Linked DNA regions of Mus musculus: region 2 is linked to region 1. Evidence: chromatin loops called from intact Hi-C (ENCODE). Cell type or tissue: left cerebral cortex. All regions are shown on one strand. Each heading gives the region's core, and the rest is flanking DNA. Links, peaks and the distances in the headings are about the cores only. Region 1 has its middle 59 kb from the start of Gm46758. Region 2 has its middle 4.7 kb from the start of Gm46758.

Region 1 (5,378 bases), core at 327-5,326:
AGTAAAAATAAAAGCCCCATTACGAAAAGATGACATGTTATTGAACACATGACTGTAAGTTGTAATGCGCTCTGTAGTCTCCTCTTTGTACGTCTTAAAGCATTCCAGCGCTGGAGACGTTAAGTTACCCTGGCAACCTCACATGACTAAGGACTCCAGAGAGCCCCACCTAGCTGCAGGGACTCATTTAAGTCAACAAGGACCACCCCTACACTTAGTAGCCCGGAGATTGAGTAAATAGCACTGCTAGGGGGAGTGGGGTTTATTTTAGGGACCAAAAGACTGTTGAATGAGGCAGCTTCTCCTTTTTTTCTTTTTCTTTTTCTTTCTTTCTTCTTCTTCTTTTTTTTAACCCCAAACACAAGACAAAGACAAATAAAACTCTCCATCCTACCCTTTAGCGAAGCCTCATTAAGGTCGCGGGTCAGCTGGTAAATAAAAGCGAGGTCTTCTGGGCATTTTTCTACTTAATGGACAAATTACAAGGCTCAAAAAAAAAAAAAAACCCAATAATTCATTCCTGGAAAAAAAAAATGGCAATGTGTGACAGAACTTCTGTGAGCTTATCAGATTGAAAAGGGCACTTTGTGTTTGTCTCTCTATTCAGTCTGCTCACTTCACTTGAGGCTGCCCTGGCTTTAGAACCCCAGATGCCTGAAGGATTTTCAGGGACAGAGACGGAAGAAACAATCTTAATTCTGATTAGTGGTCATATTTATGTTTGTTATTTAACCCTTTTAGAGTAATTGAGACAGAGTTTCTGAGTGTCCCTGGGCTGGCCTCAAACTCATTGCGTAGCTAAGAATAACCCTTGAACTCTCAACCCACTTTCCCAAGTGCTAAGATTGTTGGTGTGTACCACCACACAGCATTTGACATTTGGATTGTTAATATTTGCTAAGACCACTGCCTGCTCATGACCAAGCTGAAAGGCAGAAAGGAACAGGATTACTTGATTTCTAGAGCACTCACCAGGTCTCTGTGTGAGGGGCACTGCTAGTGTGTGGCCTGTGCTCTAGCCCAGGTACCTCGTCTGTGGGGCTTTTTGCTGTGCTGGCCAGTCGTGTCTACAAGGCTAAAGAGAATGAATGAAGCTGAGAGGATCTCAGCTGTCAGAGAGGCTGTCTATACAAAAGCAAAATGGAGACCAGAATGGCCGTCAGATGAAACCCCAGGATAAGAAAGGAAGTTATTGTGTACAGCAACCTGCTGGTGGTCAGACTATGCCCTAGTAAATAAGGAAACACTGGGGCACCATTCTTGAAGTGGACTACCCATTGCTTGATCTGTGTGTGTAAGAAGAGAGGAGAGAGAGAGAGAGAGATGTGCTGGGATTATGCTTCAGGTAGGGCATTCTCCTCTTCCATCTTGTGTTCATTTGCTTCCTGACTGATGGTGTGTGTGTGTGTGTGGTGTGTGCAGAAAAAAAAAAAATCATATATTCCAAGCCCCAAAGAAAAAATATCCTAATAGAAGTATAAGCCAAGCCCCAGGTAACAATCACCATGGAGACACTGGAGTAGCACATGAGCCGCAATGATGCTTACCACGCACAACCATGACTCTGACTGACCATCCTGTTTCCATGGCATGCTTAAAGAGTGAATGATGGACGGGGTACACTCCTCACTGACGTAAAACATGATTCATGTTAGCCAGAACCAACCAACCCCAAACTTGGAAAGAATGAGTCCCCCACCTGAGTGCCTGCTCTCCTCTGGGTCATTTCAGGAAACATTTGAGGCATGTTTGTGCTCTCAAAAATGTTCCCGAACCTTCCCTTCAAACTTCTCAACGTCTTCCTTGCCCAGGAACCACCTTGTGCTCACTACTTCTACTTCTCGTTTGGAATTATACAAAACAAACAAAACAGAGGATCGGACTTCATTCGCTCCTTCATTGAATGTATTTGCCTAGCATAAGTATTGTTAAGGACCTGCTCTGAACACAGAACCTTTCCCATACTTCTAAACAAAACAAAACAAACAAACAACCCCCCCCCCCCCAAAGAGATCATGATGCTCAAGGCAGCACACGCCTGAACTCCAGCACTTGGGAGGTAGAGGCAGGCCGATCCGGAATATACCACCATTCTTGGCCACAGAGGGAAATTCAAGAACCAAGTCTCAGAAACACAACAAACAAAGCAAAGCTACAACAAAAGAATCCTGTTCTCTAGGAAGCACCTGCTGGGGAAGAGACAGACTTAACTCCTAGAGGAAAGAAAGCACTATAAAATCAACTAGAGAACTCAATGAAATCTTTTTATATGGGTGTTACTGGGCCTTCAGTTCACACACTTGCCCCATGGGTATATATATAAGGTGCCCACCTCCAATTTAGAAGGAATTCCATCCTTCTTCACGGAATCAGTTCCTGAGCCTTAAGATTTTCCCCGGTAACAAATGAGAACCGCTGTACCCAGAGCGGCTTTGTGAGTTGCCCAGTCACCCACTTTTCTCCAGGGGGGAAGGAAGAAACTCAAGAGTCTCAAAATAGCCCGGTCCTAGTCCTTCAACAAGTGCAGGTTACATCACTTTACAGGGCTGGTTGTGACATCACTTCTAGACCTGAACGCGGCCCACCCCACCACTGAGAAAATGGAAAATGCTGAGCCGCAGCCTCAGGACTTTTTCATCTAGAGGCAATTTCTGTCTGCCTAAACCTGACTGCAGGGCAGGTGGGTGCAGAGCCCAGCAAAGAAGCCTTTGAAAGCAGGAACCCAGGCTCTGCAGGTCAGCTTGGAGCAAGTCCAAACTGGGTTCTAGCCCGCACACACCCCCGCCCCCTGGTGACAAGCAATCTGTTTATGGGGACACTTTTGTGAGGTTACAGAATCTCTGCAAGAGAGGGAGCGGGTTCTGGCCTGGTTTCTAGGTAACCCGCCACACCAAGGTGCACAAACACGATCGGACAGAGAAGAGGGGTAAAAAGAGAAGCTGGACGGCCAGGGCCCCCTCCCGGGCCGCCGTGAAACGCGCTTTAATTGCTTCAAAGAGCCCTTCTCAATGGGGTTTCAGAGGCGCGGGAGCGGGTCCCCAGCGAGGGCTCCTTTCCGGCTGGCCAGCATTCCTGGGCGCTGCGAGGGGAGAGCCCGCGGCTCATTTCCATGCCTGTCGCATACTGCCTCCGTTGTGCCGGGCCGGGCCGCGAGGGGAGCGCGGCTGGCAGCGAACAAAGCCCCATTCATCCCCGGGGACGGCTTCCTCCCGGACCAGCCGCGGCCGCAGATGGGCTGGCTCGGGCACGCCATCCATCTCCAGGCCGGGGAGCGCGGCCCCGCCCGCGCACAGAGCGGTGATGCAGGGCGCCCCCGGGCTGCCGGACCCAGGCCTCCACGGAGGGGGAGAGGCTGTGCGGGGACAGGCGAACACTGAGGCTTTTCAGTCGGGAAATCCCGTGTCCTCGCCGGCTCCTTGAGAGCGAGGATGTCAGTTTCCACCGCCCTCTTCCCCACTCCGGCCCCCCGGGATGGTACGGTCCGTCTTCCCTGGTTGTGAAGGGACTTTGTTTCTCCTCTGTGGCCTCTGCAGTCCCCACGAAAGGGTCACTTCCTGACTTTTGTGTCTCTTCAATTCAGTGCCTTCAAAGTTCCTCCCCTCTGGTTGTGACTAAGTACATAATTGCGAGGCTTATCCATAAGGTTTTCCAGAATTCAAACATCCCTCCAGGTTAGTCTGGGACTGTAGCTTTGCAATAAACATCTTTTGTGTGTGTGTGTGTGTGTGTGTGTGTGTGTGTGGTTTTTTTTTTTTTTTTTTTTTGTCTTGTTTTGTTTCCTTTCCCTCTCCCCTGCTGGCCTGCGGGGAAACGCACTTGTTCCACAACTGTTTGCAGACTCCATGCGCTTTTCCTTTGGTCCCACGTGTTAGACCCCCCCACCAAAGAAAGCTACAGAACTCTAACGTCAAACAGAAGTGAGGCTAGGTCACTTTTCCTTCACTCTGAGGAAGCCCCTCCAGGCTGAGTTTCACAGCCCAAGACAGAAACAGGCTCCAGACACATTCCTCCCGGGCGGATGCAACAGGGCATGGCAGGATCAAACAGCCACCAGACACTGGAGAGACTGGCTCCAATCTATCCATCTTCCAGATAAGAAACGATAAGATCTGAGAGGGGAAAGGATTTGTTCACCTCAGGCGGAAGCTGGTTCATCTCAGTAAAAGACAAAAACAAAACAAAACAAAACTCAAAAAACACAACAATTAAAAAAAAAAACCTTCAAGAAAAATTATTATTCACCAAGTCAATTTGCTTTTCTGCTTATACTAAAAGAGAGCTCTCCTCCAGTGCAAGGGAATTGCTCCTATGTTTCTTTTACTTCCTGCATTTTGAACACCACTGGCCTCTCTCCAAAACAGACCTCTTTCCTCTCGAGGGGAATGAAAACCTTCAAAATGTTCACAAGCAGATAGAGTGACTCTGCACTCGTTATTTCTGAAGGTATGGGGGTGGGGAGAGAAAATTCCAAGTGCTTTACACAGGGCCTCCCTAATTCCTCACAGTAGGCTCTGAACTGGATTCTATAGCTTCCTCCCTTTCACTGAAAAAAAAGGAAACAAAGCTGAGAGAGACTGAGATTAACATTTTCACATTTTCAGGGTCACACATAGGTTAAATGGCCAAAACTGACTCTGAGCTCTTCCAGGCAGAGACGTTGTTTACACAGCCACAGGGCAACAAACCCGGGTACCGGGAGGCTCTGGGCGGATACCAGGTTGCCGGTGAGAGAACACCTCATCCTACCCAGAGGGGTGAGCTGACAGAGGACTTGATTTACCCGGGAATGCTTCTTCCGGAATGCAAAGTGCTAAATTAATTACCACTCCCTAGGCTGCCTTAGCATTTTCTCTTCCAAGGAATGCTCTGGAAATAATAGTTCCTTGGTTTTCTGTCAGGGAAACCTTGAGTTCAAAGTTCAGGCCTACCATTTCCAAGATGGGAGAGGTTTGAAAAGTTATTTGACTCCTCATCTATTAATCAGAGGAAATAAAAGCCATTTTTGTTCTTGTGAGGATTTAAATGAGCCAGCCCATGTAAATGCTTACCTCCACGTTTTCTTCATTATCATTTATATCAAGTCAGGTAGACAGCATTAAGCTTAATTTAAAGCAAGATTTTCTTTATAACAAAGAGTTACTGCTCACCCATATATATATATATATATATATATATATATATATATATATATGTATATATATATATCCTGTATTCTCTGGAAACTCTACATGGTGTCTCTTCATTCATCCCACAGTGGTTGCCTCAAATGTCGCCAGTCATCATGGCAGAAGGGACAAGAGAACACTGGAAAGTAATTAGAGCAGTAATGAGTGGTCAGATGGAAATACAGAATGACGTCACCCCTCAAAGCTCTTAAG
Region 2 (5,378 bases), core at 220-5,219, 54 kb before region 1:
CACTTCCAAAGCCTCTTTCCCAGCTCTGCCCCCCTAGACACCCCCAGGGCGCTTTTCTTAGACCTCTACTCAATCCCCCTCACTTTCCTAGCTGAATCCACTTATTCCTGCTGTTCCCTGACAATCCATATGGCACGACTTCCAAGTTCTAACTTCCTAAGACTAATGTCCATGTTATGTACCAGAGAACTGTCAGGATATCCTATGGATTCATAACTTTAAGAGCTGCCAAAGGGCCCCTGGTGTCTATGTTCTAAAGGGTCTGCCCAAGCCTCACCTATAGCTGTACCCAGGTACCACCTGGAGCCTTCACAGTTTTCCTTTCTAGGTGATTCCTCTGGGGGAAAGCTGAGCCACTTTGCATATACCCCAAGGTATGAAAGTAGCTCTGTGTTGGACGGTAGATTCTTCCTATAGGCTTCTATCCAAAGCAGATATTGGGAATAGAGGTGGGGGGGGGGTGGCCTGAGTGTTTTCATGTAATTCTGGCATGAAACTCAAGGGAAGCCAAGAATATACATTCAAATATATGCAGATACATGGGAGACTACAGCATTTTATTTAACTATGTAGTAACTTGACTAATGACTTTCAAATATTTAGATATAAGGAAAAGGACTTCCACTGACACTCTTTAACCAAGCTTTTAAAAATGTAAGCAGAGAACATGGAAACCACAGACTCCCCGCAACCCAAATCAAACTAGTCTTCGTATCCTGACCTGCCTTAGCTTGGTGTTCCTAAAAAGTACAGACAGAAACGTGAAGTAACATAGTTAGTTTGCTTGAGAGATTATCTCAGGGAAACACAGTACCAGATGAGAAAGAGACAGACAAAAAGGAAGAACAGAATGCCAATAAAGAGGTGCTGTGGGGTCCCTGTTTCTGCCAGAACACCTGAAGGGATGAGAATACCTTGGACCACCCAGAGTGTGGAAACAGGAGCATCAAGCCTTCATCCTTCCTCCATTGACTGATGGTTGCACTGATAGTGTTAATTCTTGAACCCAGCATACCCAAAGGCAGAAGGTAAAGAGCAGGACAGTAAGGGTCGGTACGAAGTGAACACAAAGTGTCCTATAAATGTGCAATCCGCTCCAGCCATGGCAAGAAACAGAGAAGGAGAACAAGAAGACGGGACAGAGATGTCAGATGCTCTAGGCTTCTCCTTATCTTTCCTAGCTAAAAATTCCGCAGTGATCCTATTGTCTGTATTTGTTAGTAATCTCACTAATGAGTCTGTCTCCCAAGGAGAGGAGGCTGCAGCCACTCTCACTTCTGTCCCCTAGGCCATCAGTCACAAAACTTCACAAAGTGACCTCTACAATGTTTCTCAGCTGAAGCCCTTCCTCTGCATTCCCCTCCCTTTGACTTGGCATAATCAGTTGTCAGTCCAATTGAAGGAGCTTATTCCCGGTCAATATTATCGAAAGACCACATGATGATGCCTCCTGAAGGCAGCATTAGCTGACTCATACACAGCATCCCTTTGATCCATCTTTCCCATCTACAGTCTCATCCATGTACCATTCATTACCTACCCCTGTTACTACAATGTCAAGTCAAAACTCCATACTTAACTTACAGCACCCTTCCCTCCCTTTCCAAACTTCCCTTACCCCAAATCTGTCTCATACACACATGCACATGTAAACAAACATACACACACACACACACATTCCTCCAGCCATACCTAACTTCTCACCATTCTCCAAACTCGACATATGCTTACACACCTAGGTGCTATTTATCAACTTACAAATCACCTCTGTGACGTCATCCTCTCACTCCTACACGTCAATAAATCCTGATCTAACCAAAATGCCACCTTCTCTGACTCCTCCAAGATGATTCAGTGCTATTCCCAATGGAGCGCTCGTATCATGGTATAATTATGTACTTAGATGACTCTTTCCATCTTTGGGAGTTCTTCCTGGCCAGGACTAATGTTTTATTCATCTTTGTATTCTTGGTAACCAGCCAGTGGTGAGCACAAAACAAAGTGACAGGGTTGTCAGATAAATGCAAGAATGAAAAATGCTGAGTCAAACCAGAACAACTGGCACACATGCTCCCTTACATCTGTCTCATTTAAGAAGCACTCGAACCAAGACACTAGCAAGGAGAATTCCAAAGGCCAACACAACTGAAAGAGTCTAATACCCATGCATCCTTTTGAGGTGAATTGGGTTGAAAATGAGCTAAGTCACTGGAGTTCCTTGTGAAAATACCAGAGGTGTTAATGTGGTATTTAGCACATGAACAACAAGTAATAGCACAGAATGAACTGGAATAGGCAGGCCTAATGCTATGAAAATTGTCTGGTACAAGCTATATTTAGGAGGAAAGAAACCAGCAGAATGTTCGGTATCAATTCAGTCTCATTTTATCCCTTTAACAGTATATGCATTTTTACAGTATTTATTTAAAACTTTGTTCCACAGAACATCCCATAATTCATATCGGTTAATGTAAAACAGCTAGCTAAGTTTCTGTGTGTGTGATAGTCAGTTTTTTATTAGTGTTAAGACAGTATGTAGGGAGGTTAGGTAGGACTGCTTTCTACTCTCACAGGGGACAAGTTTGGTTCCTAGTACCTGCATAGCAGCTATAACTACAGTTCCAGGGTATCTGACGCCCTCTTCTGGCCTCTAATGGTACTAGAAAACACATGGCAGACATTACACACACATGCACACGAGTACACGCACACACCTTTAAAAGAAAACAAGTGGAGCATTAAGTACCCTATGCTCACTTGTGGGTGTTAGTGTAAGGTTTGTAGGTATGAAGGGAATTTATGGGTATGAGGGTGAGTGTGTTTGTGGGTATGAAGCAAATGTGTCTGTGGGTGTAAGTGTAAGGTTTGTAGGTGTGAAGGGTATTTGTGGGTGTGAGGGTAAGGCTTGTGGTGTGAGTGTAAGGTTTGCAGGTGTGAAGGGTGTTTGTGCGTGTGAGGTGAGGGTGTTTGTGGGCGTGGGGTGAGGGTGTTTGTGGGTGTGAGGGTGAGGGTGTTTGTGGGTGTGTGTGTTAGTGTATTTGCAGAAAGGATTTACTGATGGTGGGAAGTGTTTCCCTGAGTGTGGGCAGCCCTGTTGCGTCGCCTGGATCCATAACTGAATGAAAAGAGGAGCAGAAAGCAGAGTGTTGACACTCCCCTTCTTTACATCCTGGTCTCTGGAAGTGTAAGTTTTCACTGTGCCTGCTACCACATGTCTCCACACTACTATGCCTCTCCTGCCATGAGAGATTGTAGCCCCGAAAACCACAAGCCAGAATAAACCCTTCCTCCCTTAAGTTGTTTCTTGTCAGGCAGATGGTCAGAGTGATGAAAAAACTAACAGATACAAAAAAAAAAATGTAGAAAGTATTGACATTACAAATGCAGAAAGAAGAGCTAACCAAGGGATAGTCTCAACTCAAGACCAAGGACCAGGACATTGCAAAGCCCAGCCACCAGGCAAACAACTGCCACTCAGAAAATTCCTGCCAATAGCCAAGATGCATAGCTACAGAGCAGCGTGTGAGAAATCAAGGGTATCTACTAATAAAGCAGAGACCAAGCAACGCAGTGAACAAGCAGGACATCTTTACAACACCATGTTCCAGCTTCCCAGAGGAAGAAATCCCTCGCTAACCATTATATAACAATTAACAACAGAAAACAGGGGCCCTTTTTAATCTGTAAATCTCCCTGCGGTTCTGTTTGTTCTGAGTACTAGGTTTCTTTTAAATAATATGCAAAATAGATGCAAAGAGAATCTGTGAAACCCAATTTGTGGGAAGACTTTCCCTGCCCCTGACAAAGTCCAAGCGATCATTGTATGGCGTGCAAACCTAAAACAATAGCCTCCCTATACATCTACTTTATCTGCTCTTTATTCCTCGGCTATGCTTCTGGTGTGAATGTAGGAAGAAACACAGCTGACTCCAGCCTCAGAAAACCAGAGTTTCGTTTTTTGATGACATTACTCATGTGAGCCATGGGTGATAGAAATGTCAATGGTGTCTCAATCTTCCAGTACAGGATACTAGACACCCATTTCCCAAATTGGTTTCAAATTGGTTTCTTCCCCTAAAGAGGAAACTTGCAGGTCTTCCAAGATAAGCCTGGTGGGTTAGTTGACACACGATTCTTCATCTTAGTGACTGCCCACTGACTCATGGGCACAGCATTTAAAATTAAAGTCAGACCTCAGAGGAAGCAAAGAGGACTCCGTGTGTGTGTGTGTGGGGGGGTAATGTCCAGCTCTTCCTCCCCACGGAAGTCAGTCAAGAATGAGGGGGAACTAGACAGACAGGCATGCCAAAGGCTGTGGAGAGATACAGTTCACCAGGTGGCCCCATCTGCTCAGTGGCAGATAGGAGACAGGACAAGTCTTCACAGAACAATAAGAGATATAAGAAAGCTCTAAATTCAAAAGTCTGAGTGTAAGGGCCATTAAATATAGAAAGGGATGACTAAGAAAGACAGAATGATCCTGGGCACATTCCCAAAATAGAAGTGGTATTCAGCAGGCTGGAACTGCGAGGTTGTTACCTGGCTAAAGAAACATCAGGGGAAACATCTAGTGTAAGCTTTTGTCTACAAGGTGGGTCAGACAAATTGTAACTATTTCACAAGCTCTGTCTGAGTACCGCTTCAACTTCTGGCACTTCCTCTCACTCCTCCAGTCCCCAGGACACAGACGCACTTGTTACATTGTTGCCGTATTTTTATTCTGATTACTTAGGGATGCTTCCTGGAACAGGGTGTCTAGAGAAGCATTAAGCAAGCAGAGTGGAACTCTGCCTCTTCTTTTTCCATTCTAAAAATTATGCCCTGGAGACATAGAGTACTCAACAGCTAACAATTCCATACCTGAACTGCAGTGCAGTCTATCTTTGTAGAAATCATATTGATAAACAGGATATCTGCCTGAACAAGGGAACTGGAGAGCGCTGGCCACATTACATAATGGTCCCAAATCCCAGATTTCTGGATTAGTGCTCTAATACTACATAACAGATTGCCACAAACTGAGGCTCACAAATCACCCTATACTCATTATGTCTGTTTTCATGGGCAGGCTTAGTGGAGACTTCTTCGGGGCTCACAGCCAAGGCATCATCTGGTCTGTCCTCTCATCAAAGGATCCACTAGGGAAGATCTACTTTCCAACTTCACTCCCACTGTTGACAGAATTCATTTTCTTACAGTTGTTTGACTATAGCTATCCTCAGATCAGCTGCCTGCAGCTCTTCAGCACATGGGGCTCTCTCTTCCGATGGTAACCAGGCTTTATCATACTCAGACTCCAAGATCAGTGGTAACTGGGTGCCTTTGAGGTGGAATGGCCATACGACAAGTGAGTTTCCCTAATATAACTGCACATATCA

The links. Peaks named below come from ENCODE experiments on the same cell type or tissue, not always from the same donor. Only the 100,000 strongest peaks of a DNase experiment are listed, where the experiment ranks them.
Region 2: it touches region 1 in a loop (4-fold over the local background); 9 of 42 quality-filtered maps call a loop at or near these places.

What each region holds. Positions count from the first base shown.
Region 1 is chr2:116,972,625-116,978,002 of GRCm38, forward strand. No RefSeq gene overlaps it. Among named protein-coding and RNA genes, the nearest start is that of Gm46758, 59 kb to the left of the region's middle. In left cerebral cortex, for the core only: CTCF peaks have their summits at 3,159 and 3,822; DNase peaks (open chromatin) are centred at 2,596, 2,736, 3,283, 3,877 and 1 more place; H3K4me3 peaks cover 1,447 bases; H3K27ac peaks cover 2,972 bases.
Region 2 is chr2:116,918,735-116,924,112 of GRCm38, forward strand. No RefSeq gene overlaps it. Among named protein-coding and RNA genes, the nearest start is that of Gm46758, 4.7 kb to the left of the region's middle. In left cerebral cortex, for the core only: a CTCF peak has its summit at 2,660 (motif pointing left); DNase peaks (open chromatin) are centred at 2,002, 3,196, 3,407, 4,217 and 2 more places; H3K27ac peaks cover 2,757 bases.